Regions from separate parts of the Mus musculus genome. Here region 1 is linked to region 2. The links are chromatin loops, found by intact Hi-C in ENCODE. Cell type or tissue: left cerebral cortex. All regions are shown on one strand. Links, peaks and the distances in the headings refer to the core of each region. The heading gives the core; the rest is flanking DNA. Region 1 overlaps Ptpre (protein tyrosine phosphatase, receptor type, E). Region 2 holds the start of Ptpre (protein tyrosine phosphatase, receptor type, E).

Region 1 (2,916 bases), core at 164-2,663, 50 kb after region 2:
GCCCAGCCTCCATCCTGCTGGCTGTTATTTAGGCGATTTGTGTTCTCCCCCACTAGGCATGTTAGAGAAAGAGAGCCCAATTGTATCATTCTTGGTCTAAATGGATTTGGGGGTAGATGCTGCCTCCCCAACTTGCTCCTGGCTTCATTCCACTGTGACATAACCCATGAGGTTATAATAAAAGTAACTGGGTGGCTGAGAGCATTAAATTGAAACACTTCTTTGGAAACACCAGGCAGGTTCGGACTCAGCAAGTGCTGGGTCCCTTCCCCTGGAGAGAGAAGACTGCAATTGTGCCTCAGTTGGGTCCTGAGCTTCCTGACTGAAGTGAAACAAAGGCTTGTATTGTTCTAGTCCCTGTGAAAGAACATTCCTAGTCTTTCAGGAAATGCAAGCCTTTTTTTCTGGTACTATGTACTATATGGTCCAAGACAACTTTTATTCTGTAAGCAGTTAGGATTTGCAACCATGATTCTTATCCTTCCATTCCCCCACTAAAAAGGCAGTATATCTCCTTAGCAACTGTATAGCAGGTTTGCATCAGCCCTTTGATGAAAGCTTCTAACCTGAGATCTGATACTGTGATACTCAAATTGGAAGGCTAATGGAGTCAAGACTGCACTGGGCTAGTCCATCTTTTCACCTTTTATTGCCTTACACTAATAACATGCATAGAGAGATGGGGGATGGAAGGAGGCCTGGAGGAAGGGAGAAAGAGAGGGGGAGGGGAGGGGGAGGGGAGGGGGAGGGGAGGGGGAGGGAGGAGGGGGAGGAAGAGGGAGGAGGGGGAGGGGGAGGATGAGGATGAGGGGGAGGGAGGAGGGGGAGGGGGAGGAAGAGGGATATTCCAAGAGGGAGGGCGCTGTCCACTCTGTTTGATGGCTCCATTTTCTGTGGGGTTTAGTGAGTGCAGGGCTCATGGAAATGCTCTAGGGCAGTGGTTCTCAACCTTCCTAATGCTGTGACCCTTTAATGCAGTTCTTCATGTGGCAGTGACCACCCAATCATAAAATTATTTTGTTGCTACTTCATAGTTGTAATTTTGCTACCTTTATCAATCATAATGTAAATATTTGATGTGCAGGAAATCTGATATTCCACCCCCCTTAAGGGGTCTCAACCCAACCCTGAGAACTAAGGTTCTAGAACTTTGGAAGATCTAGGTGAGGCAGGAGGCCTGGCTGGTCTGCATTGTTTTCACTTGGAGTCTATGAAGGAGAAGGTCGCTCTAGGGTCATTTGTGCTGGAAAGTCACAGTGGCACTGAGCTGGGACCTGAGGGAGCTGCTGCCACAGGCCTCAGCACTTTATGAAAGAGCTTGTGGGCTCCATAGCATCGTGGCTTTGTTCCCAGGGCTGCTGGCCAGGGAGGCAGAGCCAGAGCCTTCCTTCCAGGGATGCTGGCATTGGTAGGTGAGGATGCCTCTTTCTCTCTCCTTGCCTAGAAATCCCCAAATTTGGCTTTATTTGCAACTTCAACCCAAATGTGCAGAAGGTTAACTGAAATCTTATGCCTTTTTTATAGAGGAATTCAAAACACAAATGGATGAATGCACACACACATAAGCACATTCATGTAAGCACATGAACATGCATCTCACATGCATACATACACACATACCATATACTCATATGCATACATGTACACAACATGCACACATACCACATATACATGTGCTATATGCACACACAACATGCACACTTTCATACATGCAGGCACATTGAACATGCACACATACATGTAATGTACACATATGCATACATACCACATACACACATGCTATATACACATACAATATGTACATTCTCACACATACAGGCACATATACATGCATATCACATGCACACATACACATATACCATATGCATATATACCCCCACACATACATATTATATCCACATACAACATGCACACTCTCATTCATACAAACACAGTGTGTGCATGTACACACACACACACACACACACACACACACACACTAGCATAAGAGCCTGAATGTTTCTCTCTGACACATACAGGCCTCCACCAGGAGAAGCAAAGGGGAGGAACCCCAGAGAGACACCTCGCTCACCACACTGGGGCTCACCACACTGGAGCTCACCACACTGGGGCTTTCTGGAACTGGGTTGCTGGGTGTCCCCAGAAGTACGCTCAGTCCCCGAAGCTGGCCAGTGGCAGGCAGTTGCTTTGAGGATTCTTGCATCACCCACAGCTCTGTGGGGGTTGGTTGGCGTTTTCAGAATTAATCAGAAGCACAACTCCAAGCTAAGTGCTCTAGTCACACAGTCTAAGCCACCACGACCGGGTGCCTGCCCTCTGAGGCCAGCCCATCTTTCCTCCCACATCTTCTATCCCAGGGGACTGACTTCCCTATCACCACCATCATCAGTGCACACCCTGCACATTTTTGCTTAGCTGGGAGCAGCTCCTCAAATCCACCAGTGGAGCAGATGGTGATAGGAAGCTGCTGGTGCATCAGTGGCCACGCCCCAACTGGAAGGGTGGCTGGGCACTGCTAACAAAACCACACTCCCCCAACTCTGAAGCTTCTGCTATTGACTCTGCTTGTGTTCCCCTTACTCTGAGCTGAATTTGCTAGAAGTTTGCAGACCCTCGTTGTGACTACATTCACAAAAGCCAACCTGGTATTGTCCTCTTGTTCTTAGGTGGATAATGGACCTTTTATGGGGAATATCTATTGGAGAAGCTCTTTGTGTGTCTGTGTGTTAGATGTGTGGTATATGCATCTGTGTATATGTTGGATTGTGGTATATGCATTTATGTGTATGTGTGTCTGTGTGTTAGATGTGTGGTATATGCATCTGTGTATATGTTGGATTGTGGTATATGCATTTATGTGTATGTGTGTCTGTGTGTTAGATGTGTGGTATATGCATCTGTGTATATGTTGGATTG
Region 2 (2,916 bases), core at 199-2,698:
GCAGGAAAGGAAGAAGACCCAATTTCCCAATTCAGGTCTTCAGAGACAGAGGTGCGTGGGGCAGAGAAGGAAGACCTGAGCTTGGGTCCTGGAACATGGGCAAGGAAGAGCATTCTTAGCATTCTGGAGGGTTCCACAGTTCTTCAGGCTTCCAGTCTACAGCTCTGTCCAGTACAGGCTCCAGCCAACTTAGGAGTTGACTGATGGCCCTTTGAAACTGTCACCTTATAAGTCAGCTTGGCTCTGCAGCTCTAACAGCAGTAAACTGAAGGGTGAGGTAATATCCCACGCATGCCTTTCTTGCCATTCATTTACTTATTCCCTCCTTCATTTATAAGCTCTGCAAGCAAGGTCCCCAACACAGAAACAGCATCCCCATGAGGCTATGCCCTGGCCCAACCAAACAGGTTCAGAACCAAGATAGACACCATGGCTTTGTTGTGCTTTCTGCCTTCCAGTCAGGATGTTTTATTTCTGTTGCTGAGAAAAAATATCGGGGGGGGGGGGAGTAAACTCTGGAAGAGAGGATTTCTTTGATTCACAACTTCAAGCTACAGTTCACTATTTCAGGGAAGTCCAGAAGGAAACTTCAGACATCACCTACAAAGTCAAGAGCAAATGGATTAAACCCACCCTTGCGTGCCCAATGCCATTTAGCCTTCTCCCTTATACTGTTCAGGACCCCGGTCTTAGGGAATGGTGCTGCCCACAGTGGAATGAGATTCCCTTTATCAATTAACAATCCAAACAACCTCCAATGGGCATGTCTGAAGCCCAACCTGATCTAGATGATTTCCCCATGAGTCTCAATTCTAGGTTGTGTCAAGCTGGACTTCGTTTATAGTCCAAACTAAACCACTATGAAATAATTCCCCAGAGCAGCAGATCTGGTCCCTGTACTGCGCTCTGCTCCATGTGTGTTTAATTTTGCCAGACATTTCTTACTAATTGTATACCCCCAGCACCCACCATGGGGCGCCCGCACACTCTTTTTCTGGGAGGGAGTGTCTAACATTTCTCAGCTCTGCCGACTTCTCTGAAGCAGGGCTGTTACCACGGGTCCCAGCCCTGCTTTACCAGTTGCGAAACCTTAAGTGCCACACTACTTTGTGGTGTCCAGAGCTAAGGCTAAATAGAAGGGACGTTGAGTTTTCTCTATGGCTCGTCTGAGTGCCATCACCTTTTAGGATCCTCCCTGATAGAGTGTCCAGTCAGAGTGCCAGGAGAGAGGGCATGTTCCTGCATCCTCCCAGTGTAAAGGCCAAAGCTCCAGGAGGGTGAGCGCCCGCGGTGCGCTCCCAGAGCCAGGCACCAGGCGTCGCCGTCGCCCCTCGCAGCTCCACGGCCCCGCCCCCGCCGCGGAGCTGGAGCTGGAGCCGGAGCCGGAGCCCTAGCCCAGAGCTGGAGGCGGCCGGACCGGGCCAGACAGATTTCCTGCTCTCCTGTAGGGCTGAGGGCTGCCGGCTGCGGGCTACGGGCTGCGGGCTACAGGCTACGGGCTACGGACTGCGGGCTGCGAGAGAAGTCACCGGCGGCGCAGGTACCTCACTGCCTACGCGCGTCCCCACGACCCTCCCTCGCGCCGGCGGGGACAGCGGACGCCCCGGAGCGGAGCGCGTCGGGCGGGCGCCCGGGAGATGCGGAGTCGCCGCGGCGGAGCGATCGGGGCTACAGCACCGGTCCCTGGGAGGTGAGTGGCGCGGTGAGGGTGGGTGGCAGTACGTCCGGAGATGGCCGTGCTCCCCGTGCACATTGAGCAGACCGGGATATCCTGGGCCACTGCCAGGGAGAAACGGGTCGTTGTACGGGAGCTGCGTCCGAGCCAGGTCCTTGCCATCCTCCTAGTGTACAGGATGCTAGCGACTGTAGACCCTGCGACCCCAGCTACCTGCTCGAGACGCGGTCCGAACTTGGCTACCACCTAGGCAGCTCTCTCGGTGAATAGCTACACAGAGGGCGTGTGTCTGTGGGTGGCGACTGTAGGAAGAGGACAACAACCTGGGGATGTGTGTGAACGCAGTGGAAACGGGAGTGGGTTCCAACCGGTGTGTTGGGGGCTGCGCACGCAGGGCTTAAGACTGGAGCTTTTCCAGAAAGTGACTCGAGTTGCGCCAACTCCCGGCGCAGCGGGGGCGCTGCGGGGATGCTGGCGCCCGGTCTAGGGCCGGGAGCCTTCCCCGGCAGGCGTCAGTTGGGGATTCAGGGTCAAGGTGGAACCTGGCAGGTAGCTCAGGTATGACGCCACGAATTGCAGTCCGTAGGGGGACCTGAGGAGGTCCTGAAGCCAAAGGCCAGCGGTACCCATCTTGGTGCTTCCTGGGACCATCTGGGGAAGGCTTGGAGACCCACAGGGTGATGAGGTAGAGCCAAGCCTGAGGACTAGGGACTGGATCTGACCTAAATTCCTTTCAGTCATGAAGTATTGTTCTAGAGAGGTTAGAGTGTGATGCCTGTAGGTTTATATTGATTTATAACGACTCTGTAAGTGTTGGAACCTCAGCAACTACAGGAAGAAAATGGAGCCTTGACTGTGTCGGAGAGTTTGAAGGAAGACCAGCAAAGGGTGCTCATGTGTTCTAGAAATGATTGTGTCTCTTGCCTAGTCACTAATGTCCTTGCACCTAAGTGCCTCGTGACCCAAGGTGCCTGGACACCTTTGCAACAATGTTTATGCATTTATTTTCCTACAATGTAAAAACCTATGCTTAGTTAAAGTGGAGCTGGGAAATGGGGGTGGGAATGTTTTTCCAAAGCTGAGGGACTAAGCCAAAGGGGGCATGAAACAGTAGGTTGCTGGTGGCTGCCAAGGTCCCTCAGCTTTCAGGACATGGACAAAAGGCTGGGTCTCTCAGTGCAAGTTCAAGGTCCTGGGGAAACAAAAGGCCAGGTGTTGGTTAGCCTAAAAGGTGGGGTCCA

The links. Peaks named below come from ENCODE experiments on the same cell type or tissue, not always from the same donor. Only the 100,000 strongest peaks of a DNase experiment are listed, where the experiment ranks them.
Region 1: it touches region 2 in a loop (2.2-fold over the local background); 4 of 42 quality-filtered maps call a loop at or near these places.

Annotation. Positions count from the first base shown.
Region 1 is chr7:135,586,671-135,589,586 of GRCm38, forward strand. The region is part of intron 1 of Ptpre (protein tyrosine phosphatase, receptor type, E); the gene reads left to right. Among named protein-coding and RNA genes, the nearest start is that of Mir1962, 22 kb to the left of the region's middle. In left cerebral cortex, for the core only: no CTCF peak of the experiment used is centred there; DNase peaks (open chromatin) are centred at 1,351 and 2,387.
Region 2 is chr7:135,536,427-135,539,342 of GRCm38, forward strand. It overlaps Ptpre (protein tyrosine phosphatase, receptor type, E), which reads left to right and starts at 1,398. Exons shown (of 21, transcript NM_011212.3): 1 at 1,398-1,690. In left cerebral cortex, for the core only: CTCF peaks have their summits at 1,291 and 2,148; DNase peaks (open chromatin) are centred at 1,042, 1,329 and 2,055; H3K4me3 peaks cover 1,428 bases; H3K27ac peaks cover 1,006 bases.